Linked DNA regions of Homo sapiens: regions 2, 3, 4 and 5 are each linked to region 1. A link is a loop called in an ENCODE intact Hi-C map of the cell type or tissue named here. Cell type or tissue: heart left ventricle. All regions are shown on one strand. Region 1 holds the start of LOC107985500 (a long non-coding RNA gene). Region 2 overlaps DSCAM (DS cell adhesion molecule). Region 3 overlaps DSCAM (DS cell adhesion molecule). Region 4 overlaps DSCAM (DS cell adhesion molecule). Region 5 overlaps DSCAM (DS cell adhesion molecule).

Region 1 (5,000 bases):
TTAGAATGGCAATCATTAAAAAGTCAGGAAACAACAGGTGCTGGAGAGGATGTGGAGAAATAGGAACACTTTTACACTGTTGGTGGGACTGTAAACTAGTTCAACCATTGTGGAAGTCGGTGTGGCGATTCCTCAGGGATCTAGAACTAGAAATACCATTTGACCCAGCCATCCCATTACTGGGTATATACCCAAAGGACTATAAATCATGCTGCTATAAAGACACATGCACACGTATGTTTATTGTGGCATTATTCACAATAGCAAAGACTTGGAACCAACCCACATGTCCAACAACGATAGACTGGATTAAGAAAATGTGGCACATATTCACCATGGAATACTATGCAGCCATAAAAAATGGTGAGTTCATGTCCTTTGTAGGGACATGGATGAAATTGGAAATCATCATTCTCAGTAAACTATCGCAAGAACAAAAAACCAAACACTGTGTATTCTCACTCATAGGTGGGAACTGAACAATGAGAACACATGGATACAGAAAGGGGAACATCATACTCTGGGGACTGTTGTGGGGTAGGGGGAAGGGGGAGGGATAGCACTGGGAGATATACCTATTGCTAGATGGTGAGTTAGTGGGTGTAGCGCACCAGCATGTCACATGTATACATATGTAACTAACCTGCACATTGTGCACATGTACCCGAAAACTTAAAGTATTAAAAAAAAAATGCAATGGCAACAAAAGCCAAAATTGACAAATGGGATCTAATTAAGATCCTTTCTTACAAACTGTGCTTACGCTGGTGGCGTTGGAGGCATTCCCCTGTTGCTGGAGGGCATTCATCTCTTACCTGATAGTCTCTTTTCTGCAATCCAGATAGAATTGTTTTAGTTTGGGATGTAAATTGGCAGGTGTTATTAGAATTGAAAATACCTGAGAACGTTATCTAAAAACTAAGGAAAATGAGTATTTAAAAAATCTTAATCAAGCTTGATATATAGAAGGCCTGGACAGTAAAGCTCGGTTGTAAAGATCACAGGCTTTTGGGACAAAAGGTTGGGGACTTGATCTGTGGCTTTTTACTCCCCACCTTCAAATCCTAGATTCCTTTTAATCAGTCTATGGATCCACTGACTAAAAACATTAGCAATTTAATGACAGTGTTTTTTTTTTTTTTTTTTTGGTGGGGTGGGGGCACAACTGTATCAATTGATACCATTGGTACATATTGATTGAAAATGTATCTTTGAATTAAAGAAATATGGTAATATTAATATAATAGTGTCTAGTCTGTTAAAAATATAATAACAGTAACACCTACTTTTGAGTTATTATAACAGTTAAATGAGCTAGTACTTTGCACAGAGCCCGTTTGGTGCTGGCACATGGTAAAAATTGAATGAAAAGCAGCAGTGATTGATAACACAGAACATCTCTTCTTGGTATTATGGAGTCTGTATAGTCTCACTCATCAAATTCAATAGTCACAAAGTAATAAGTAAATACCCCTGGGTGACTGAAATATAGTAAGTACTATACAGTCTGTATTTCAGGTACCTAGGAATTATTTATTTTTCTAATAGTTAACAGTGAATTCTACTTTCCTATGCTGGGAAGTCATTTGATAATTTGGTATGGGAAAACTTAATAATGCTCCTTGGGTCACAAATACTAATGTTGGGTCTGTTAAAATAAGGGAGTGTATAAAAATTAATGAGACTCGATTTTTAGAATAAGTATCCCGATTTTTCCAATGTAATTTTGTTCTTTTTTGCAGGATTTCGTATTCAATTTCAAAAGTAAGTTTGAAACCACATCTATTTTCTGAAAACAAAACAAAAAAAATTGAACAACAACAATAATAACAACAATACGTACACACAACTGCGGGATTTTTGGATTTATGTTATCCAGAATTAAGTACCAGAGGTAGACAATGCTGAAAAACACGTATGCCGATCACAAACTCATAGGGCAACATGAACTGTGGGATGAAACAGATGGGTTGCCACTGCCTACCTTTGACTTGCTCTGGTTCCCTTAGGGAAATGGAGATTTTCTTAGTGTCTGGCATTTGCAGCTCTTTCCACAAGAGGACACTGTGCACCATGACTATCATCCCGCCTGCTGTGGGCGGAGGCCAGGGCCACCGGCAGAGGTCCTGCTGGAATTTCTGGGATAGTGGAGAGCAGTGAGCCAAGCCGGATGCCTGCAAGTCACGTGAAACTGTCCAGGCAGACAAATTAGGCAGTGTTCGGTGCTCATTCAGCCGTGGGGAGCGGACAGGACGGAAAAATTCCTTTCATTCCCAGGCTGCCCAGAAGTAGCTGCAAGCACTTTTAAGGTAACTGTGTCAAGGACTTACAATAAGTAGCCAGTAACCCTTTTAAATGTCTGCAATGTTAACATAGCCATATGTGCACCAAGGGGAGGGTTTTTTAGACAGACGTTGTTTGTTGTGGGTAATATAACAACACATGTAGTTATCAGTATTTTATTAGAATATTTACATTTTTAAGTGCTGAGATTCTAAAATACCTTTTGGCTACATTCTGTGAATGAATATGGACAATCACCATGTGGCAAAGGTTATCCCTTCTCCCTCTGACCCCTGGCAATTGTGAAGTTTGGAGAGAGGACACCACCAAGCAGCAGTCTGAAAATATTTCTCCTTTGAGGCCTGACTTAGGGCAAGGGAAGAGGAAGAAAAATAGACCCTGATAATTATTCTGGCATTTCTCTTGATTGCTACTACCAGCGGAATGGAAGCCTGGACTCTCGGTTCACCATTGTTGACTGTGCCAACATCTTCCATTTCTGTTCTCTGGGGTCTTAGGTGATTTGAAAGCACAGTAAAGTGATCAATAGCTACTCAGGATAATGGGTAGAGGATAACAACAACTATAGAATATGACACTGGGAGCATGAGAAAAGCTAGTATATCTTGAGTGCCTGATGTACATGCCAGGTACTCACTGTTGCATGCTTTGTAGAATTTTTTGTCTGAATGTGAACTGGACGGGCCCACCTCAGGGCTTGGGCACCTTTGTCTCCGTGCAGCCCTTGAACTTAGGTGAGACTGCATTAAGCTCCAGAGGGATAATGGGGGTTGCCCACTGAATAATCCAACCCCACTTGCTTTCCCCTTTCACGATGTCCATGGTGCTCACTCCAGCTGCTTGAGGACTTCTTTTGCATTAAAATAATTAAAATTATATGTATATAGTTGTATGTTTATTATGGAAAAAAATCAATGCATGTTTATTTTTAGAAAAAATAAATATAAAGATAGGCACAAGAAATAGTTTAAAAAAATCACCCACACTTCTATAGTTCCAAAGTAATTATTGTTAACTAACTATGTATGTACCTATGTACTCAAATGTTCATGTATATACCCATAGATATGCACACAAAGCATTTTGTGAAATTTGGATTATAGTAACCATTAATTCATAGCTTGCTCTTTTCACTTTGCACATTCTGAAGATTATTTCTGTTAACAAATACTTGCCCACAGCATTTTTGTAGTATTTGTTTGCTAGTTTTAGATAGATACTTTTAAGTACAGAAAAGTGCACACGTTACAGGTGTGTAGCTTGATCAGGTTTCACAAAAAGCACAAATGCCTGGGCTTGATGGCAGAAATTCACAGCTAGAACATCCTCAGCATCCCCAAAGCCCCCTAGACCCCGGTCAAATTGCTGCCTACCCCTCCTCCCCAAAGGTGACATTCTTCTGACATCTTTCCCACATCCCCAGAGATTAGGTGCATGCATCAATGGCGTCATTTTGTGTATACTCATTTATGTCTGCCTTCTTGAGCCTCTCACTGTGAGACTGATCCATACCGTGGCACGTGAGTGTCAGTGGCTCATTATTATGTAATATTACATTCTGGGCACATATGCAATTTATTTTTACCTTTTGCTTTAAATGGGTGTTTGAATAGTTTTCAGGTTGGGACCATTACAAACACTACTGCTCTGGCCAGGCGTGGTGGCTCACTCCTGTAGTCCCAGCGCTTTGGGAGGCCAAAGCAGTGGATCCCTTGAGCCCAGGAGTTTGAGACCAGCATGGACAACATGGAAAAACCCCATCTCCACAAAAAGTACAAAATTAGCTGGGCATGTTGGTGCTTTCCTGTAGTCCCAGATACTCAGGAGGCTGACTTGGGAGGATCCTTTGAGCCCAGGAGGCAGAAGTTACAGTGAGCCGAGATCACACCACTGCACTCCAACCTGGGTGACAGAGTGAGACCTTGTCACCAAGAAACAACAACAACAACGTCAAAAAACAACTACTCTGAGTACTATTGTAGGAGTCTTTTGGTGAACATAAGTACTCATTTCTGTTTGGTTCTGTGGGGAAATACAGCTGATTCTCTTTATCTGCAGGTTCCACATCCTCTGATTCAACCAACAATGGATCAAAAATATTTGAAAAAATATACAACAGTAAAAAGTAATACAAAATAAAGAAGCAGTACAGTATAACAACTATTTGCATAGCATTTACATTGTATTAGGTATTATAAATAATCTGGGCATAATTTAAAATATATGGGAGGATGTGTGTATGTTATATGCATATGCAAATCCTACACCATTTTATATCAGAGACTTGAGCATTTGCAAATTTTGGTATCTGCAGGGGTCCTGGAATCAATCTCTAACAAATACCAAGGGAGACTGTATCTAGTCCTAAAAGCTGGGCCAGAAGGTAGCGTATCTTCAGCTTTAGACAGTGCCACATTTTTCCAAAGAAGGTGTACAGGCTTACACTCCCGCTAGCAGTGTGTGAGAGCTCTCATATGTAATAATTTTGACAGATGCCATGGAATTCCATTTTAGAGAACCATCATCATTTATTTTACTAGTCCTCCCTGATTGGGCACTCGGTTGTTTGCAGTTTGCTTTTATAAATAGCTCATGAATCAACATTCTTTCAAGTACATATTTATACATATCCTTGATTGTTTCCCTAGCATACATCCTTAGAGGTCAAGTGTGACTATTTAAAATTCTTTGGCGTT
Region 2 (5,000 bases), 600 kb after region 1:
AGGGAGGCCCACAGGTTGGTGCTAGGATAGTGGCAGATGATTTTCATTGTCAGACTGTGAGACAAAAGGTAGACATAAGGGAGGCAGAGGTGAAATCGGGATGGTTAAAACAGAGAATGCTGAGAGCAGAGCAAGGCAGTTGCTAAAGCTGTTACTAAAACTGGACAGCAGAAGGCCTGGCGTGGTGGCTCACAGCTGTAATCCCAGCACTTTGGGAGGCCTAGGTGGGTGGATCATCAGAGGTCAGGAGTTAGAGACTAGCCTGACCAACATGGTGAAACCCCATCTCTACTAAAAATACAAAGTTAGCCAGGCATGGTGGCCCATGCCTGTAATCCCAGCTACTCGGGAGGCTGAGGCAGGAGAATTGCTTGAATTTGGGAGGTGGAGGTTGCGGTGAGCTGAGATCGCACCATTGCTCTCCAGCCTGGGCAACAAGAGCGAAACCCCATCTCAAAACCACAACAACAACAACAGGACAACAGAGATGGACGACGGATCGGGAAAGCCAACCAGACAGCGTGAGGCCAGGACGGAAAGAGGCACAGGGAGCTCTGCTCAGTGTCGCTACAGGGGATCTCTCAGGCTCACAACGGGCCACTCCTCTAGGGAAGTTCTGGTCTCATCATGATCCTTGTTTGGTCTCACTCCCCATGTCCTTCTCTGTCCCTCCTCCAACTGCCATTTATTTATTTAACTGAAAAAGTACCAATCACCCACATAGGCATGACATACTCATCCATGTACCCATTTCTTAAAATTGATCATTGTTAACATTTGGTGTAATTTGCTTTATTTATTTTTAATGAAATAAATAAAACTTTACAGAAAATGCTTTATTTTTCTCTTTGTTCCCTCCCCATCCTATATTTTTCTCCTAAAAAACCCTATTATCAGAAATATTAGTGTGTATTCCCAGTTTCGACTTTTTATTTTATTACACACACACTCCCACACATAGCTGTGACAATGAACTTCACATAGTATGGTTCTGTATTTTCTCTTTGTTTTTCAAACTTACATAAGTATTTTACTATTTCTCATGGAAAAACTCACTTTTCCCATCCAACGTTATGTTTCCTTAAGATCTCTCTATGTTGATATAAAGAAATCTAGCTCATTCTTTTTAATGAAAATAAAGTATATTTTATGAATGTAACTCATGCTAACCATGGCAATAAAAGCTCCATCAAGCATGCATTTAGTTCTGTATTTTGTTCAATGCTGTATTCCCAGTCCCTAGAACACATACAGAGTAGTGGTTCATTAAATGTTTGTCAAATGAATGAATCAATGAATCCACTCATTTCACTGCTGACAAGCAGTAAAACTGACGTCAATTTTGCACAAACTTTTACAAGATTCCTCGGCACCCACATAAGAGACGTACTAATACGTCTACCTAGAAATATATGTATTGCATTGACAGAATTTGTGTTTTTGGTTTTGTGGGATTCTCTGAAATGCTATGTGACTTCTTAAGGGCTTGGCACATGCTGTAGGCTGTTAATGTGGCTGAGGGGTTTGGCTCTCACATGACCACTGCAGACAGGCTGTGTGCCACCTGCTCACTTTGTAAGCTTCTCGTCCCCCTCTGACAGCTCTTTGCAATGCTTTGTCTTTTCTTCAAAACTTTATATATATTTTTTTAAGAAGAAAAATCTGATAAGCCTTTGTCAGAAAAAAGTGGGTGAATTCTTCCAAGTAATAAAATAATGCAAAGTATAAAATAAAGAGGATAAACCGATTCACAGCTAGGAATACAAGGTATCTTTGGCCAATGGGATTTTGCCTTCGTGCTTTCAAGCACAGTCACTTTCTGTGCAAGGTTGTAAGTGTTCACCATGAGCTTTAGGTGGATCTAGCCCTGTAACAACAAATCACTAGTACCGCTGGATCAAGATTAGTGTACATTTGTGTTTAAGCAATATCATGGTCCATTAATTACGTGCACTGCAATTTAATGGCCTTGCAGATCTTAACACTGTGCTTTTATTTCATTTTTGCCTAGGCCCGCCTCACCGCTAAATATAAATGGAATGAAGCACTTGAAAACAAAAAGTATAAAAATGTGTATATTTTTCATTGCAAAGCAATTCTTAATGGATTTTGTAAACTTTGCAAAATTAAAAGGAAAATACTGTCAGGACACTAAGCTTCTTCCCAGGTTTTCAGATTCCGAAGCTTTAGTTGAGGGCAGTTGAAGAACCTACAAGGCTGTTCCGGAGACCTTTGTGAATGTGAATGAACGCCCTTTGCTTCAAAGGCACCTGCCTGGTGCTGAGGAATCGGCCTTGGAGCCGCCGCCCACGCCGGGCCGCTGCGGGAGAACACTCGGTGCCCCCTGCTGGTCAGACCGAGGCCCCGCAGCGTGGCACAGAGAGCTCCACGGCACGCGTGGTGTGGGAACTGCAGGCTGAAAAACGCTCCCAGAAATGAAATAGTGAGTGCCCGTGGATCTGGCACCACCTTAACACTTCCTCGTTAATAACACATGATTTTTGCTTTATTAACCTATAAGCACTTCCTATGTTTACACTTCTTGGGTTTTGATAGAAACTCGTGATCAGCAAAATTCTTTCAATGAAAATTTGTCAAATTACTTCTCCACTTAAAAGTGGAAACAGTGACGTTTTTCTTGAACTCCACGTTTATTTATATTATTTTTTAATTTCATTTTTGCTTTACAACCATCTAATGAATTTTCTTTAGATAAAATTCCCTCTAGGATTTTAAGATAAAATTCCCTCTAGGATTAAGTTTTGGTCATTTCTCTCATGAAATGTATGTCAGATTACATTATTTGGAACCTTATTTTTCCATTTTTTTTTCAGGTAGTTTAATATAGTCAGTGAATCAGCAGTGAGTTGTAGCAACTTCCATTTCTGACTATGTAAAAAACTAATTATTTTGAAAACTCTCCAGGTATAAGAAACTTAGACAAGCTGCATAAATCTAACATTGACTTAAATGAACAGCAGGTTTCTCAGGTAAGGAAAGCCCTCTGGGCTCTATAAAGGAAGAGGGGGGGTGAATACCTAACAGCAAAGATCTTGTTGATACTACCTATAATTTCCCTGTGACATTTGCACATTTAGGGGGAAAAAACATAGTTTTAACAGCAATGAGGAAATGGAAGGCTGTTAGTCCTACACAAGTCCTACACAAGAGAAGTCTGCAGAAAAGTACAACTTCACTAAAAGATTGGACCTCCAAAAAAAAAAAAACAGCCTTTGCAAATACCCTTGCCTTCCTAGCCTAAGCTTTGTGTAGGGATTATGTCTAACCATAGTACTGGCCTTGCTCTGGTTTGGGATTTGTAGTCTCACTGTCTCCAGGGTCCAGTAGACCTCACTCTAGAAAATAACATATAGTGACTTCGCTTCTAAGGACATCTGGCAGAAGCAAAGACAAATAAATCTTCCCTGGAGGAAGGAGCACTGAGAAATGTTTACAGATGAAGCTTGACTCCTCCCTTCCAATCTTGAGCTTCCAGTACCAAACCTCTAACACATTAGAGAACAATTTATCATAAAAAGGAGTCAGAAGAAGCAATAGAGGCCTCAGACAATGAAATAACTCGACAATGTTTACACAATAAGTATTTTAAATGTTGCAAAACTATAGAATTGAATTAAAAATAGGATAAGTGAATAAGAGTATATCATAAAAGATACAAATATTAGATAAACAATAAAATATTTGCAGAATGGGCAGAAATAAAACACATAACCCTTGACATAAATATTTATATTAGACACAGTTGGGAAAAATTAGTGAACAAGAAAATAAATCTACAGAAATTACTCAGAATATTTCCTAGAGAGAAAAAGAAACATATGGAAGAAAGAAAGATACATATGAAAGAAAGGTTAAGAGACTTGAAGGAGAGATAGAGGAAATCCACAGTTCAAGGAGAGGGTAGAAAAAAATGGCAGAAAAGCAATATTTGGGAAAACAATTTGGAAATTTCCCAGTATTGATAAGAACCGACAGTTTGCCAATAGCAGGCTTGCGCCTGGAACTAAAGGATGTGCTTCCAGAAAAGAAATTGTACTCAATAATGAGATGCAAAAAGAAGGGTGGAGAAAGAACGAGGTATGCGTGAGTAACCCTAAACAAATAATGACTGTATAAAGTGATAATAATGGCAAATATGATTGATATAAAAAGTTAGATGCCTCTAGAACACTGGAAGACAATTGCATTTCAGATGGGAGGGAGATCACAGCAGATGGTATCATGAAGTCCTGTGTTTCTCGGTATGAGGTAGGTCAGCGTGCTGTATTTGTGGGTGAAGAAAAGCAATCTCTTTAGTGCTTTTGACACTTTTCCACAAATTCCATTTCACCCACATCTTAACCTGGCAGGCATCTCTTTACTGTTTGAGAAACCAGACCTTGCTCTTTACAGTTTCCATAAGGCTGTCATGGTCATTACTCTATTTAATCTTCATAGGAAAATCACGGGAGTTAAGGCCATTTTAAACCCCCCCTCCTCCACTGATAAACCAGCTGTGTTCTTTGAAAATATTTGATACAACTCTAAGCACTGCAAACTTCACATTCTGGAAAGTGTGTTCAATCCTACTAAAACCTATTACAATCCATTCAAATGCACATACCCTATTGGAGTAGGGTGGTATAAATTCACCACTCTGGGTAAGCAAATCTTGCTTTTTAATTTCATTCCCTGTATTTTCTCCCCACATTTTCCCACTTAGTAATTGTTTATAAATTCCAGGTAGAACATGCTCATTTCATGTTGGCTTTTCTTAGCAATTCTTACAGTAAATGTAGTGTACAGTGTAACTACCCTGTGCCATTTAGAAATGGGTGGGATACAATATGGTAAGTTTACTCTTTCCCTCAATGTAATTCAACATGTATTTAATAAAAGTAGGATATTCCTGCATAAAAGATGAATAGAAATCCCCCGTGTTTTAAGATAATTTGCTCTCTTCTTGAGAGTACAAAAGGGTTTTCTCCAATGTACATTTT
Region 3 (5,000 bases), 260 kb after region 1:
GAGAAGCCAACGGCTGAAGAGATGTCAAAGCCCTTGAATCTTTTTTTTTTTTGGAGACAGAGTCTCGCTCTGTCGTCCAGGCTGGAGTGCAGTGGCGTGATCTCAGCTCACTGCAAGCTCTGCCTCCCAGGTTCACGCCATTCTCCTGCCTCGGCCTTCTGAGTAGCTGGGACTACAGGTGCCCGCCACCAGGCCGGCTAATTTTTCTTATTTTTAGTAGAGACGAGGTTTCACCATGTTAGCCAGGATGGTCTCAATCTCCTGACCTCGTGATCCGACCGCCTCGGCCTCCCAAAGTGCTGGGATTGAGCCACTGCGCCCAGTCTGGATCATTTTTTAAGAGCAAGGCTCTGGCACACACCCCTTTGCAAAGCTAATTCCCACTCATATCCCGTTTATGTCTTCAGAATGTATTAATGTGATCAAAGAAGAAAGGCGGTAAGAAGATTAGACAAAAGGAAGAGGTAAAAGACTTCTTTAGAATGTAGAATATTCTTGAAAACATTTTTTAAATGAATTTCAATGCCTGCTGAAACTGTTTTCTGTATATTACAATGTTATTTCGTAGGCAATGGGTTTACTTCATAAAGCTCACTGCATTTCGCAAATGCTTCCCAAGCTAGGATTTATGAAGAATAGCTTTTAACATTATAATAGTTATTTTTCTAATAATAACACACTATTCTAAGAATGTAAATTTTTGCAAAGAAATTGATTAGAGATTTGAAAGCTAGACGTCAAAGTTTCCAAAATGATAATAATCAGGACATCAATTTCTCAGTCTTTAAAGAGATTTAGGAACGATTCCAATTATGAAGAAATAAGAGTATCTAATTAATAAGCTCTAGATACATATTAGGGGATTCACCTTCATTGCAGTAATTAATTTCCATATATTATGGATGCAAATATTAATAACAAAATCCAACATAATCTTCACATTAACTAGAATTATAATTTTTCTCAAACAGTGTGTTCAGGGGCAAAAGCATAAGCTTTGGGGATAGATGGGTCTGTTTCTGAATCTTGGTTTTACTACTTATGTGTGCAACTTTATACTGTTTGCATAATTTATCTGAGGCTGCAGTTTTCTCATCTGCAGAATAGAGGCTATGATACCTGCTTCACGAGTAGGTATCTTACAGGATTGTTGCAAAGATAACGTGCATGACATCATCGTTCTATCCCAATACTGGCATACAGCAGATACACACTAAAGTAGATTACTTTTTTCCTTTTCTGTGTTGCTTAAATTAAAAAAATAAATACATGTACCTGAAATTTCTAGCACTTTTTATAGTAACCAATACTAACAGTAATTCAACTGACATAATAATAGCCAAGATCCATCAATAACAGCTCATTATCCCAATTAGGGATGTTATTATACCCATTTGTTTCTCAGGCATAGGTATGAAAAGCCACACATTTTCATTTGAGAGAGAAAGAACATTACTATGTTTTCAGCATTGTTAACACCCACACATTTTAAGCATTGTTGACCACTCACTCGTTCCCGGCCGAGCGTCTGAAACATCCACTAAGGGCCCAGTGGCCTGAGACACCGATTGGTAATGGACCGTGTGAGTGACCGTCAGGGACTTCTGCTTAGCTGCCTCTCCAAAGTCAGCATCCGTCAACAGAACCGTGGAGCGATCATCTACAGGATGGCAGGAACACAGAAAGCCAAACACGTTTATCTCCCTTCCAACCACTCCCTGGCCTTTTCTCTCCTGAGGCACTTGTGTTATTGTTAATGACAACCACAATAATAGCCCCATCTAAAGTGACAAAAATGATTGAAAATTCAAGCACTGAATTAGCATTACTCTAGAGTGCTAGGAATAGAAGCTTCTTCCTAGGGGTTGGCTTTGGGAGCAATGAGCTAAGAAGAACCATGACTATGCAGAGAAGGAGCTCTCTTTTCTCTTTGGGCTTGGCTTTTCATTAAGCTAACATTGATTTGAACTCTGGATTTATGTGTTTGTCAAAAGCTTCTCTGAGACATCATCTGCGATGCCAGCCCCCTCACCAGTGATGAGGCTGTCAATGAAGACAGGTCCCTTTGGCTGCTGGGAAGCTCTGTTTGCAGGACTAGAAAATCGCCACTACAGTTCTCTCTACTGAGGTTTGCTCTCATTCTGAACTTGGCTAATGTTTGGAGGGGAAATAAAAGAGAAGAAAACATGCCAGTCTTCAGAGCTTATTGATTGCTCTATTTTAAAGGACTCAAGGTATGTTCCTTTTCTTCCCACCTCCTGTAAGCTTTAAGCACTCTAGAACATCCATTAACTGACTTCTCCTACATGATTCACTTGTCAGACTTCCCAAGTCCTACTGCCGTGGGCACTTGAAGGTGAGCGAGGCAGGAGCCTGGGTTTGGATGGGTTCTGGGCATCTTAGTGCTTGGAGCAGGAGCTGCTGTTTGAGCTGGGTCATTATTTGGTGGGCCAGGATTCTCATTACTACCTTGTGATATGTTTCATACTTTTTAAAAAGCTTTTTTACTCCAAGGGAGACTTTGGCTAGGATATACAGATTTTTCATAAATTTTCAAAGATTGCAGCCCAGGATGCTGTTGCTAAGAGTTTATCAGTCAGCAGGGACCATACTGCAGCCCTGCCCTGACACTGCAACAGGGATGCGAAAGTCGTAAACAACACAGCTCGACTTCTGTGCCCAAAAAAGGCTCTGAACAGAATGAACCTTACAAAATCCAATTACTCAGTCTCTGGCAGGAAAGGAAAGCCTCTCAAAGTTAGAATAAAATTTCCTGGCAGAGAAATAGAGGAAAGGCTGCCAAGATGTCTGTGAGTATCCCAGCGCATGGTGCGGTGAGGTTGGCACCACAGCAGGCGCCTGGGCTTGGCTTGGAGGTCCGGCCCCGTGGCGGTCACTCGACTCCTCAAAGAGGGTGGCTCTTCCACAGAGACAGCTTCCTACAACTGGACCCAGCACGAGAGGCTCCGTGTCTACATTTGTTTTTCATTAATGATGGGATATGTCACAGTTTCTAGCAGGCAGGCCCTTTTAGATCACACCAGATGATCTGCGGGGCTAGGTTACACACTTTTCATGGAAAATTTTGGGCGCCTGTCTGATCATGAGGTTAACCATTCATTCTAGCTGGAAATTAATGTCACTGTAATATTGGATTCTTGTGGTCAGAGCCCAGAGCATTTTGAAGCACCACAGTTCCACTTCCCAGTAATTAGAAAATGCCATCGACCCATTGTCAGGCATCACAAGGAGGTCAAGGGCTCTTGCTGATACATGATCCTGCATGGACTGGGATGGATCTCTGGCGAACGGTCATATTTACAAATGGAAATGACTGGCAGGCTTCCTCTGGTGTTAAGCCCCCCAGTGACCAGCTCTTGGAAGGCCATAGACCACTCATGGCATCTGCCTAGCTATCTATTTTCATAGCCATATGTAGGATTATTGTCTAGTGAGACGCATTTAGCAAATATTGTAACGTGTTATATAACCATGGTGACCTCCACAAACTATGTAACCTCTCTGTGTCTCAGTTACAAAAGAAACTTTTCCTATGTTGGCTGGAAGGGTTAAATTAAATAATGCATATAAATGGCTTATAAAATTATATGGTCAAAGGAATTACATTCTAATTTTTGAAATTTTTTCAAAGGAAATTTTCAGTTTTAATGCCCAATCTACTGGGTGAAACAAAAGAGATTCCAGGTATACCTTCCCCTTTCCCAAAAAAAGATAATCAAAAGCAAAACATAGTAGCTTATCCCTTGTCCTGATACAAGCAAGCTAATAAAATCTTGTGTACTTTAGGGCAGGTAGTGCCACCTCACATACATGGTTTAACTGAAGTGTTTCACTGAAGTTAGCTGATCAAGAGCCACTTTGCACTTGACCAATCTTTAAGTGCTGCTATGCCTGGACCAAATGTGACTTCAGCCAGGAGAACCCAGGCCTTAGAATTTAGGAGCCATTAGGTCAAGATGTCTCCAGTGGTGGGTGGGGCAGCAGAAGGGTGATGGTTGATGGAGCAGGTGTTCTGCCCACCTGGTCTCTTACCACTGCCTTCCCGGCAGGAGGCAGCTGGGCTATGTGCTGAGAGTCAGGCAGTTTATCCAGACCACAAGAAAGGGTTGTCCTGGGACTCATGCCAGCAAACACCTTCCAAAACAAACATAGCCAGGTTTGAAAAGAGGCAGCCTCGGAGCCTGCCTCAGGGTGTTTCCATGGGCACTCAAAAGCTTGGATAACTTCTGGTTGAGGGTTTCTTGGAAGCAGCCTGTTGGTGTGGAAGCAGGTGGCCTGCTGCTGTGCTAGCTGTCATTGGAGACAGACAGCATGGCGGTGAGTGTGGCCAGGTGGGGAACCTGGTTCTGCGCCTGTCTCTGTGACCTTGGAAAGCTACACAGACCTCTCTACATCTTGGTTACAAAAGCAAGACTTCTTTCATATGTTGGTTGAAAGGTTAAATTAAGTAATGCACACGAAGTGCTTATAAAAACTATGTGACATTTACAGAATTCTCAATACATGTTAGCTATTCTTCTCATTATTACTGGAAAGGAAATATAAGGTATTTCACTCCGGAATAAATAGAATAATCGAGGCAGGCAGTGTGGGGTAATGGACTTCAGGTGGAAAGAGGCTGGGAAGAGTGAAGATACCTGGGTTCTGGTTGAACAAGCCAGAAAACCTCAGGGTGGCTGTTCTGAAACCCTAAAACTAGGGCCCTGGTGTTTTTCCCAAAGTGCTGCTGGGGAAACAGCTGCAGGATGTTTCTGGGGCACTGGTGTGGGGGAAGATACCCTGTACAAAGACATGTGTTTGTTTAAGTGTTAAGTACAGTTTAAAAGTTTTATTTAATGAAGGCTTGCATTATCAGAGTTGATGAGGGGGGCACGGAGTGGATTTTCAACCTGGGGCTTTAGAGTGCAGGCCTTCTGGATTGATGTGTAGTCGATTACAGATGTTTATTCCTTGGAGTGGCATCCGTAGCCTCCCCTGGA
Region 4 (5,000 bases), 330 kb after region 1:
TCATTTATTTCCTCTGATCATATTACCCTTTCCTGCCTCTGATTCATCAGGTAAAATTCTTCTCTTCCTGCAAGCCAGGGCTAGCTATGTGTTCCAAGCAACCATCTCTGGCCGTATGTTTGAGTGACACCCAGTCCGCGCTCCTGCACTGTGCTGTGCACATCATTGCTGTGTCCTCTGTCACATCACACAGAAGGGTGACATTGTCTAGTGTTTCCTGCCTTCCCTGGAACTTCTGGGTATGGGTTTGGAGCGTACGTCATGGTCCCTTTGTGGTTAAGACATGGACCAGAATCTTATGACAGATTCTGGCTCGTGATTTGTGCTTGGAGCGTTTACCTGCCTATGTCAGCGCCTCAGAGATTTCTTTCTCTTTGTCATGAAACCTGCCTGGGTCCTTCCTGGAGTGAAGATAGCATGGCATGTACTACCACATACTCACAATGAGCATGATCGTGAAAGAAAAATAAAACCATTGGTTGTTGTATGGTTGTTGTAAATCACTGAGGTTTCAGGCCTGTTTGTGATGCCCCCTAACTCAGCATCTCTTGATTGATGTGATTCAGAACCTGGCTCAGAGCTTGGTGTAAGAGTAGTGCTCTATGTTTATTTGTGGTAAAAATGAATAAATGATTAGGAGAGGAACTATAGGTAGCTTGAAGGCTTCTGGTCAGAAGGCAGCAGATTTTGTTAGATCGTAAGCTAAATCAGAACACAGGAAAAGAGGGAGACACAAGTATAAATGTGTTTGTGGGCACATTGAATGCGAAGTACTGGAGAGGTCTTCCTGAGTACGCAGATGGTGGTAAGCTGGAAATATAGGACTGACGGTTCTCTAAGATTGTCAGGATAGAGATAAAAAATGCGAACTCTTTAATTTCAGATGATAGTTACATTATAAGAACAGATTCAATGATCCACAGAGATAGTGAAGAATATTAAGAGATAAAGGAAGAATATTGGGAAATGCCTACATTTAAGGGTGGGAAGCAGAGGGACAAGAAGCAACAAAGAATAAAAAACATGATAATGGAAGCTAAGAGAAGGAGGATTTTAAAAGCAAATTGCTATCTAGTAGCGTCACTATATGCTACAGTGACATGAAATAGGGAGGGTACTGGGAGGGAGGAACGACGTTTTAATACAGCCAGGAGGTCCGTGTTCCGTGTGAGAGAGGAAGAATGAACACAGCGATGAGTATCATTGTAGATACAGATGAGCACGTTAGATGCTGCTTTCCAGATTCCACGTTATACCACTTTTCCACTCCTTGAGATTCCTGCACATTTCTGGTTCTCGGAAGTCCCCTTTCGCTCTCAGCCTGACTATGGCTTTATTTGATGCAGTCTGTGGCTGATTGGGAGGCAAACACACACCTGTTGCCTGGGGTGGGAAGCTGTCTGGACCTGGTGAGTTACTTTGCCTCCCAGAAGACTTGTTTAATTCTAAGTTATGGGCTACAATGTGGAGAACTTAATTGCCCAGGTCTTCTGGGTAAGAAGAGTAGTGGTGTATTCTCACTGATTAACTCAGCAACATTTATTGAGCACCTACTATGTACAGGAACTGAATAACATTATCATCTGAAGCTGGAATAACCAATGTGAATCACAGCTCAGAGATATTTTATGCCTTCTGATTTTTAGTTTTCATTAATGAGAAGTCTGTGCTTCCTAATTTTACATTTCTAAGCTCCGCAAATGAGATTAGCATTGTGAAACAGACAATGTCTATATCATAATGCTTATTTAATGTGTATATAGTAAAAGCAGTCTGTTTGTGAAAGTTTTTCAGACTGCTTTTATGTAGACGGGAGCGTTGGGGAGGAAATGAAGCTTGGCTGTTTTCTTCCTGGGACCTTAAAAGGGTTATCTCACGTCTTTGGATTTTCATTGCTTATAATAGATTGTTTGATCATTCAAACCACTATATATTAAAATTAATAGCCAGAATCCACAAATTATGTGGATGAGGCTCTGAATCAAATGACTTTTGAGATTTTGCAGTTTGAATCTCTGATTGGGGAGTTTAATATCTCATTGCACTGTTGGACCCCCGAGGGAAAGTTCATGTTCAGTCCACATCATCTTTAGACAACCTGTTTGTAGATTCATTCTCAGTTACCCTAACTTGTCATCTGGCCACATGCAAGTTTCAAATTCTAATGTCTTTTTCTAAGCTAAACTGAGAGAGCACCATGAAATAAATGCCTATCAGCAGACATTATATGTCACATATTAGAGAAAAAAGCTTGTCTATTTTAACAGGGTTCTTTCCCAAGAAGGGGAGATGAATTTGGGATCTTGAGAGAAAATGACATCAGCGAGGAGGTTAGCTGAGGGACTCTTATAAAAGGGACCAAATTACAAGGCATATTGTGTCCTGATTTATCCCCCTATGTTCTACATTTAACTATGAAATCATTTCAAAGAAAAAAAAATTCAGATTTATGAGCAAGGAAAATATCTAGAGCTCATACTGTCCTCTGGTGGTCATTCGCACACATAGCCAGAAATGCAAATGCCTTGGAAAACTTGACAGCATCTAGTTTACCGACTGAAAGTCAAATTGCAGAAACTGATGAAAACAAAACAAAACAAAAAAACACCCTCTTTCCTGTACTTTAAAGTTTCTTGATCATTTCATATTTAAAACAGAATAATGGATACTATTTACAAGTATTCACCTCTGAAGAGAAATAATTGTCTCTGAGCTTGACTCTCACTGATACTATTTGATGTAAAAAATAGGTCTCGTGCTCTTAAATGATGGTTGAGATAGATAGACAGGAAGGTGGATATGGAGAGGGAACTGTTTTTAGTTCACTTCACTTCAATTAAGATGCTCTGGGGTTCTGGGACCTCCTTGTAACACTTTCTAGGTATTATCTCCTGGAAGAACACAGGCACCTGCCCATCATATTTCTATGTCTCTAGTCTTTTTAATATGGTCAAAAGGCAACACAGAGATACCCTGATAAAAATCTCAGCTGTTATTTCCCACCTTTTTCTGGTGGGTTTGCTCTCATTACTGTCTTTTTTTTTTTTTTTTTTTTTTTTTTGAGACAGAGTCTTGCTCTGTTGCCCAGGCTGGAGTGCAGTGGTGACATTTTGGCTCACGGCAACCTCCACCTCCCAGGTTCAAGAGTTTCTCCTGCCTCAGCTCCTCCCAAGTACCTGAGATTACAGGCATGTACCACCACACCTGGCTAATTTTTGTATTTTTTGTAGAGGCGGAGTTTCATACGTTGGCCAGGCTGGTCTCAAACTCCTGGCCTCAAGTGATCCTCCTGCCTTGGCTTCCCAAAGTGCTGGGATTACAGGCGTGAGCCACCGTGCCTTGCTGGCCCTCATTACTGTCCCTTTTGAGAGTGTGTTGTTAAGATCCTGGGCAGGTCAAATCCCATTGTTCTGTGGGTGAAGAGACAGGAGAAATCCTGGGGAAATGCGTTTCTACCCCATCTAACAACACCTGTGTGACTTTGTTTTCAGGATAGGATGTTTTTTCTTCCTTTTCTATTGTATGTAATTCTTAGGCCAGGAGGACAGAGCCAAATACAGCCTGTATCATCCACAAATAGGGGCTTTCTCAGTAAGCATCAGTCACTAAGGACTCATTTCAAGTAAGCCAGGTAGGGATTTTTAGTGCAGAGATAAAGATAAGATGATTGAGAAGACAAAACGAGAGGAAGCTGCTGGTCTTTCTATACCCTGCTAGGTGCTTTCTAGCCTGTTAGAGTCAAAAGAGCAACCGTGAATCCCATAGCAAAGAGATCAATGAATGAATGAGTGAATACTAATACAGATGCAATTCAAGTTCTAGTGGAAAATGAGTATACTTTATTTCAGCAATAATTTTTGTCTCTCTTTGGTGAATACGGGACATGTCAGTGATAAGCAGAAAAGCAGAAGCCACCCTGGGCATTGAGGGCACAATGGCTCAGCTTTTTTTCAGTGTCTACGCTGCTCTCCATCTCTGGGCTTTGATAGTAGGATTCAGTAAGTGAGGATTAACAGCATATTGAAAACCACATAAGAAGCCCAGAAAAATGTTGTGGAGTCTAACTCTGACTATTTACGTTTACATATTGACTTCAAGGGCAGAGTACTGCCATGAATGCATAAGCAGTAGAGAACACACCTTGCTTTTTCAGCAACAGACGGAACTTCATGGGCCAAGCAAGCCCACACACTCTCACACACTCACTGTTGGGGTACACCAGGCCTCAGGGGCACCTGTGGACTCTGAGCTTGGGCAAACATATCACCTTGATTAAAAGATTAATCCATAAATTTGTTTGGGAATATTTTTCAGCCCTAACAAGGAAGGAGATTCCATCGCATGCTACAACATGGATGAACCTTGAGGATATCATGTCAAGTGAAACGAGCTGGTCACTAAATGACAAATGCTATATCATTCCACATGCATGAGGTCCCTAGAGGAGTCAAATCCAGAGACAGAAAGTAGAATGGTGGGTGCCATGGGCTGGTGGGAGGGAGGATAGGGAATTCGTGTTTAATGGGGACAGAGTTTCGGTTTTGTAGAGTTCTGGAGATGGATGGTGGTGATGGCTTCACAACAACGTGAAGGTATGTAATACTGATGAACTCAATAATCAAAGTGGTCAAGAGGGTAAGTTTTACGTTATGTGTATTTTACCAGAAAGGAAACAAAACCAGTGTGTATATTCACTCAACAAACGCTTAGTGAATGACTACATGTGTCAAGTTCTATGCTGGGAGCTGGAGATACAAAGATGGAAGAGACATGGCACCTGCTGCAGAAAATGTCATAATGTTTCCATGAAGACATCGTCAATTTTGGTGGGTCATTTTAATGTTTTCTTTTCTTTAAAATTTCCCTTTTTGATATGTTTTGGTGTGGTCTCAGAAGCAGTCTAACTTTATAATGATTATTCAGCAGGAATAATATGAACGATAACAAAAACCACACTTTGAAATAGTAAATAACTTTTAGTTCCTTCACAATGAACCAGG
Region 5 (5,000 bases), 250 kb after region 1:
TCCAGTCCTCCTCACCTTCAGGCTGAAGAGCTGCAGAAAGTCATGGCATTTATCCTGCATTTTTCTCCATTTGCCTTGCAAATAAATGCCAACAACACGAAAAAAAAAAAATAGTTGAAATAAAAACACCCACAAATAACAGCTTGTCTTTTCCCCTAAGGAGGTAGACAGAATGAAAATAAAGGAAGCCATCATTCTTTATTGGATGCTGGCATGAATCTTGAGCTGGTATGGAAGATTATTTGCTGGATAAACTATTCTTATTTTATATATTTTTATGCATTTATAAAGCTCATTTCAGCTAGGCCTTGTCCCATAAAACCCAAGGGAATTGTAGTAATTCAAAAGTGAAGATACTTTTTGAAATGGAACTAGAACAGTGGTGTAGAAAATGGGTAAAATGAGAAACAAAACTGGATTCAATAAGATTGGATAGATCAGTCTGTGAAGGAAAGTCTACAGGCAACTATTTCAGGGTGAAAAAGAAAAAGTGGTTCTTCAGATGAGAACTACACTTGGCTGCCATAGGTTGGATTCCACCTAAAGATGGGTTTTATTTGCCCTGTACAATGGTTTACAAATATCCAAGCCAACACTAAAAAGCTGTGAATTTCCATATAAAACCAAGTTTTCCGGCTTCTCTTAAAACACAAGTCCATACTAAGACCCCATTTCCACTTGCGATCAGTTGGCAGGGCCTTGCTAGAGTCTTTTCTTTTAGACAGTAGTGAACCCTGAAATGGCCCATGTCCGCCTCGCTCCTTTGACCCTGTTCTCTAGCCTCTGCATTCTATTATCTGCCATGCCTTGCTGACCTCAAAATTTGCAGCTTTCACAACCCGGACGATTCACAGGTGTTCAAGTTGAAGACCAAACTGCTGGCTGACTTAATGTTAGCCAGTTACCATCACCTTGTGTAATTCAGTGAGGCCAAGTCCCAAACACTGACTATATAGTAAGACCTCTCCCCTTTCAGAAGCCCTCAGTGTGGCAGTTTTAAAATACAGCCCTCACATTTTTGACAGTCTTCTCATCAAGCAGTGGGGGCCTCTTTCTCTGGAATCAGGGTTTCTTGGGCTCTGTGACTGCTTGCCCAATAGAATATGACAGAAATGATAGCTGTGTCAGTTTCCAGGCCCAACCTAAGGAAACTGGCTATTTCCACAGACTGTATCTTGGACCATTTGCTGCTAGAACCCAGCCACCATGCTGTGAGGAAGCTAAAGCACCTTGTGGAGAGGCCAGCACAGGGAGAACACAGCCAGGTCGGTGAGCCACTTTGGAAGTGGATCCCCAGCCCCAGGAGAGCCTCTGCAGCATGGTACCCTCACTAGGTCCCGCCCAAATTTCAGATTCATAAACAAAGTAAGTGACTGCTGTAGTTTTAATCCAGTGAACTTTGGGATGGTTTGTTATGCAGCCATCCATAAACAGAGCACCCATTTGGTCTGAACACTGAGAAGGGCTTTCACAGCAGATGAGGGAGGACCAGGAAGGTGCACTTCCCTAAGCGACGGCCCCCAGGTGGCCTTGCTCACCTACCTGGCCGATGTGCCTTTGGAACTGCCATATTCATTACTCTTCCTCCATCCTGAGGTTTGGGGGGAGATGCAGTGAACCTGCAGATTCCCGATTCGGAAGGGGTGCTGGAGGTCAGACTGTCCGTGTACTCATTTGTCCCTGCCGTCAACTGCTCCGATGACGTGTCTGATATGAAGCACTCCGTGATGGTGAACTTGGCGTGCCTCAGTTGCTCTTCCATCTTGGCGTGTTCGTAGGCCCTGGCCAGTTCTTCGTAAGTGGAGGAGGCACTTTCTGTGGAGACCATGCTGCTTCTTGCTCGATCTACACCAGGAAAGAGAAAAACAAGACGGACGACTCACCATCAGAAGTCTGAACCAACGGCATGGCCCTTCCTGGCTTGGGGCTGTTTTCTTCCAGATCATGGTGGGACCTGGTAGGAGTTCTGGCTCCTTGGCGGAGGCTCCTGCCTTAGGCACTCTGAGGCCAGCTTCACAAGTCTCAGCAGATCCGGTTAAGGGAAGCTTTGTTGCAACCAAATTGCTGTAGTCAGATGTCCCAGCTTGGGACATTTCCATAAATAAATAACGCCTTCCCTTTAAAAAAAATCCTGCTTTTAGTGAAAACAGTAGGAGCCAGGCAGCAGCCCCCTCTCTGCTCCAACCTGCAAATGGATCTATGCCCTAGAGACTCTTTAATTGGCATGAATGATTTGAGCTGCAGTTCAGCTTCTGGGGCCTCAGCTCAGGAAGGAAGATGTGATGATATTTAGAAATAAAGATGTCATGTTGCACGGAAATTGGCCACAAGCCAGAATGGCCCCCGACCCCTGGGATGCGTCTTCTGTTGTGATTACCCTTTATGGGGACTAGAAAACCATCAGGACAAAAACTGGTGCCCACATGCCTTTGAGCTGGGCCACGCCATCTTGGTCAGGGAGATGTCTGCGTTTCAAATGCACTAAAAAGTTTTAGGGTCTCCTCTGTGTGGAACTCTGAGACTCTTCTAAGAGAAATCACAGCCTTAAAAATAAATTCACATGGCGATGATCCTCCTCTGGAACACTGTTTTTGAAGTATATCATCAAGAACAAAAGAAAAATGAGTATTAAAATTTCCTACAGCTATTAGATTCAGATGTAATTTCTTTTCAAAATTTAAGAGGGGGTGGTGGGCAACCCGGTGCTATTCTTAGGGCCTGTCTTCTCTCTGAAGTGAAAACTTGGTGGTTGATGGCATAGACTGGATGACTTACCTTATAACCAACCCCTGTTTAATTGTCAAACGGATCAGCCTGTGTTCCCTATAGAGGGTGCTATGACCTCATCATGTAACTTCAAGTGCTGTGTCTTAATCTTGGAGATGGTAATGGGTCAGACGCCCTCAGAGTGTAATCAGCAATTACTGCAATCACGGGGGTGAAAATTTAAAAATGTCTCTATTTCTCCCAGTGGGGTAGGAACTAAATGGAGAAATAAGCTTGGGTCTAAGATTCAGGACACCTGCAGAATAGATGCAGTTTGGCTCTGTTTTGCCCTGTGTGGAGTAAAGGCTGTGCAGTTGTATTAGTAACTGTTAGATAAACCGCGTAACAATTTGAAAGTGACCTTCAAAAGAACATAAGTAAGAGGGAGGAAGCCCTCTCTCCCCTCCCCAAGGAGCCCATGAAGCTCAAGGTGCGGGGGCCGTGCTGGTCCCCAGGGACGGAGGAGGCAGCGTCAGGGCCTACCTGTGTCTTGCGAGGGGCTGACGCTGTAACTGTCGCTCTCTTTGTCTACTGATCCTGCAGCCCTGGGTGTTGGCAGCCTCCAGTCTGTGGTGAGGGTGTGTGCTGAGATGGTGGGGTGGGGTCGGTTGAGGGTCCACTGGCTGGCATAGCGGTTTCTCGCTGTGGGCCCAGCCTTGGCATTCCTCCTGGTGGTGGGATCTGTGAAGAGCCAAGAATCATGTCTGCCTTTGTCTGCAGGAGTGTGGTCAGCTGAGAGCAAGCGTAGAGGTCAGTGCCACCCACCCAGCACTGCCGACTCGCCCACGCCCTCCAGGAAAACTTCCTTGACTTCTCCTGTGCAGAGGATACTTTCCCTTTCCTTTATGGCTTGAAACCTTCATCTGATACTTACGTGTTTAATCAGCCCTGCAGGGAAAAGAACACCCTACTTGGATTCAGAAGTTACATATTTGAGTCTTGCTCTTGGCCTTTAATAATGTTATGACCCTTCTAACATTAAAAGCTAGAAATGGAATGAGGGGAGACTGACAACAATTACAGGACAAAACAAGAAAATTTCAAACAGTGATGAAGATTATAAAGAAAATGAAACCAATTACTGTGCTAGAGAATGACTTGAGAGAGGTACTTTGGTTACGATGTTTGCAACTGCAATTAAATGGATGATAGTACAAAAAATAATGTTATGACCCGATGCACATCATTTAAACTTCCTGGGCATCGTCATATTCTGTAAAACAAGGAAGCTCAGCCCAGTGTGTTCTAACATGACCTCCTTTCTACATCCTTAGGTGTTGTTATGCGTGAATCACGTCCCCCCAAAAGACATGTTCATGTCCTAACCCCCAGGACCTCAGAATGTGTGATCTGGTTTGGAAATAAGGTCATCACAGATGAAATTAGCTAAGACAAGGTCATATTGGAATAGGGTTGGCCCTTAATCCACTGTGACTGGTGTCCTTTTAAGAAGAGGACACAGACACAGGAGGGGAGAGGGCCATGGGATGATGCAGGTGGAGACTGGAGTGCTACAGCTGCAAGCAAATACATTTCTGTGCTGTGAAGCCACCCATTTGGTGGTACTACGTTAAAACAGCTCTAGGAAATTAATACAGATGTTGCCTGTATTTTTGTTTCTCATATTACTACTCATTGTTTTAATGATGACTGTTTTATTCATTAAGTTGAAAGCTCCTAAAGCAGAGGGACCATATTTTTATGTCCCAACTCTCCTTAAGGCCTTGCCTATGATAGCACATCTCTTCAATAGAATTGTCCTAACTTTAACAGAGACAACTTGGGTTATTTAATATGGAGAACAAAGGGTTAAGCTGGTGCCAGATGGGTTTCATTTTCTCTAAATCTGGAACCAAAGGCAGCAAGTCTATGGGGTGGACGGAGTTCTTAGCTCAACCCTTTGGTGAGGTAAGAAGAAGGATGTTCCACCAGCAGAGACTGTCAGGTACCAGAATGGGCTACAACATCGCCTCTTCTGGAATTCTGTGGAAAATGAGAGAGGTTCAGTTACCTGGAATGATTTTTCTGGGGCTCCAGCCTGGAGACAGCTTAAGGTCCTAGATGGGTCTTTTCTACCTTTGAATTCTCTGCTTCTCAAAGAGCAGTTTGATACAGTTATATTTCAGTATGGTCTGGCCACTTCTAAACCCAGCAGACTGTATTCACTGTTGGGCTCTCACGAAGTTTCAAAGGAGCAAAACTGACAGGGCCGGCCTGTAATGTTATTGCACCGA

Evidence for each region. Peaks named below come from ENCODE experiments on the same cell type or tissue, not always from the same donor. Only the 100,000 strongest peaks of a DNase experiment are listed, where the experiment ranks them.
Region 2: it touches region 1 in a loop (5-fold over the local background); 5 of 110 quality-filtered maps call a loop at or near these places.
Region 3: it touches region 1 in a loop (9-fold over the local background); 9 of 110 quality-filtered maps call a loop at or near these places.
Region 4: it touches region 1 in a loop (18-fold over the local background); 64 of 110 quality-filtered maps call a loop at or near these places.
Region 5: a loop joins it to region 1, with 3 times the contacts of the local background. A loop is called at or near these places in 9 of 110 quality-filtered maps.

The regions. Positions count from the first base shown.
Region 1 is chr21:39,786,425-39,791,424 of GRCh38, forward strand. IGSF5 (immunoglobulin superfamily member 5) reads left to right here. Exons shown (of 9, transcript NM_001080444.2): 6 at 1,743-1,764. LOC107985500 (a long non-coding RNA gene) reads right to left here and starts at 2,065. Exons shown (of 3, transcript XR_001755057.1): 1 at 1,985-2,065. In heart left ventricle, a CTCF peak has its summit at 2,061 (motif pointing right); a DNase peak (open chromatin) is centred at 2,127; H3K4me3 peaks cover 1,001 bases; H3K27ac peaks cover 442 bases.
Region 2 is chr21:40,384,153-40,389,152 of GRCh38, forward strand. All of the region lies in intron 3 of DSCAM (DS cell adhesion molecule), which reads right to left. It overlaps DSCAM-AS1 (DSCAM antisense RNA 1), which reads left to right. Exons shown (of 2, transcript NR_038900.1): 2 at 427-1,206. Among named protein-coding and RNA genes, the nearest start is that of DSCAM-AS1, 3.6 kb to the left of the region's middle. In heart left ventricle, CTCF peaks have their summits at 2,360 (motif pointing left) and 2,561; a DNase peak (open chromatin) is centred at 2,349.
Region 3 is chr21:40,050,448-40,055,447 of GRCh38, forward strand. DSCAM (DS cell adhesion molecule) reads right to left here. Exons shown (of 33, transcript NM_001389.5): 30 at 1,511-1,660. Among named protein-coding and RNA genes, the nearest start is that of MIR4760, 160 kb to the right of the region's middle. In heart left ventricle, no CTCF peak of the experiment used is centred here; a DNase peak (open chromatin) is centred at 2,876; H3K27ac peaks cover 365 bases.
Region 4 is chr21:40,118,647-40,123,646 of GRCh38, forward strand. All of the region lies in intron 20 of DSCAM (DS cell adhesion molecule), which reads right to left. Among named protein-coding and RNA genes, the nearest start is that of MIR4760, 91 kb to the right of the region's middle. In heart left ventricle, a CTCF peak has its summit at 2,496 (motif pointing left); no DNase peak of the experiment used is centred here.
Region 5 is chr21:40,040,829-40,045,828 of GRCh38, forward strand. It overlaps DSCAM (DS cell adhesion molecule), which reads right to left. Exons shown (of 33, transcript NM_001389.5): 31 at 3,250-3,447; 32 at 1,543-1,845. Among named protein-coding and RNA genes, the nearest start is that of MIR4760, 170 kb to the right of the region's middle. In heart left ventricle, a CTCF peak has its summit at 2,847; no DNase peak of the experiment used is centred here.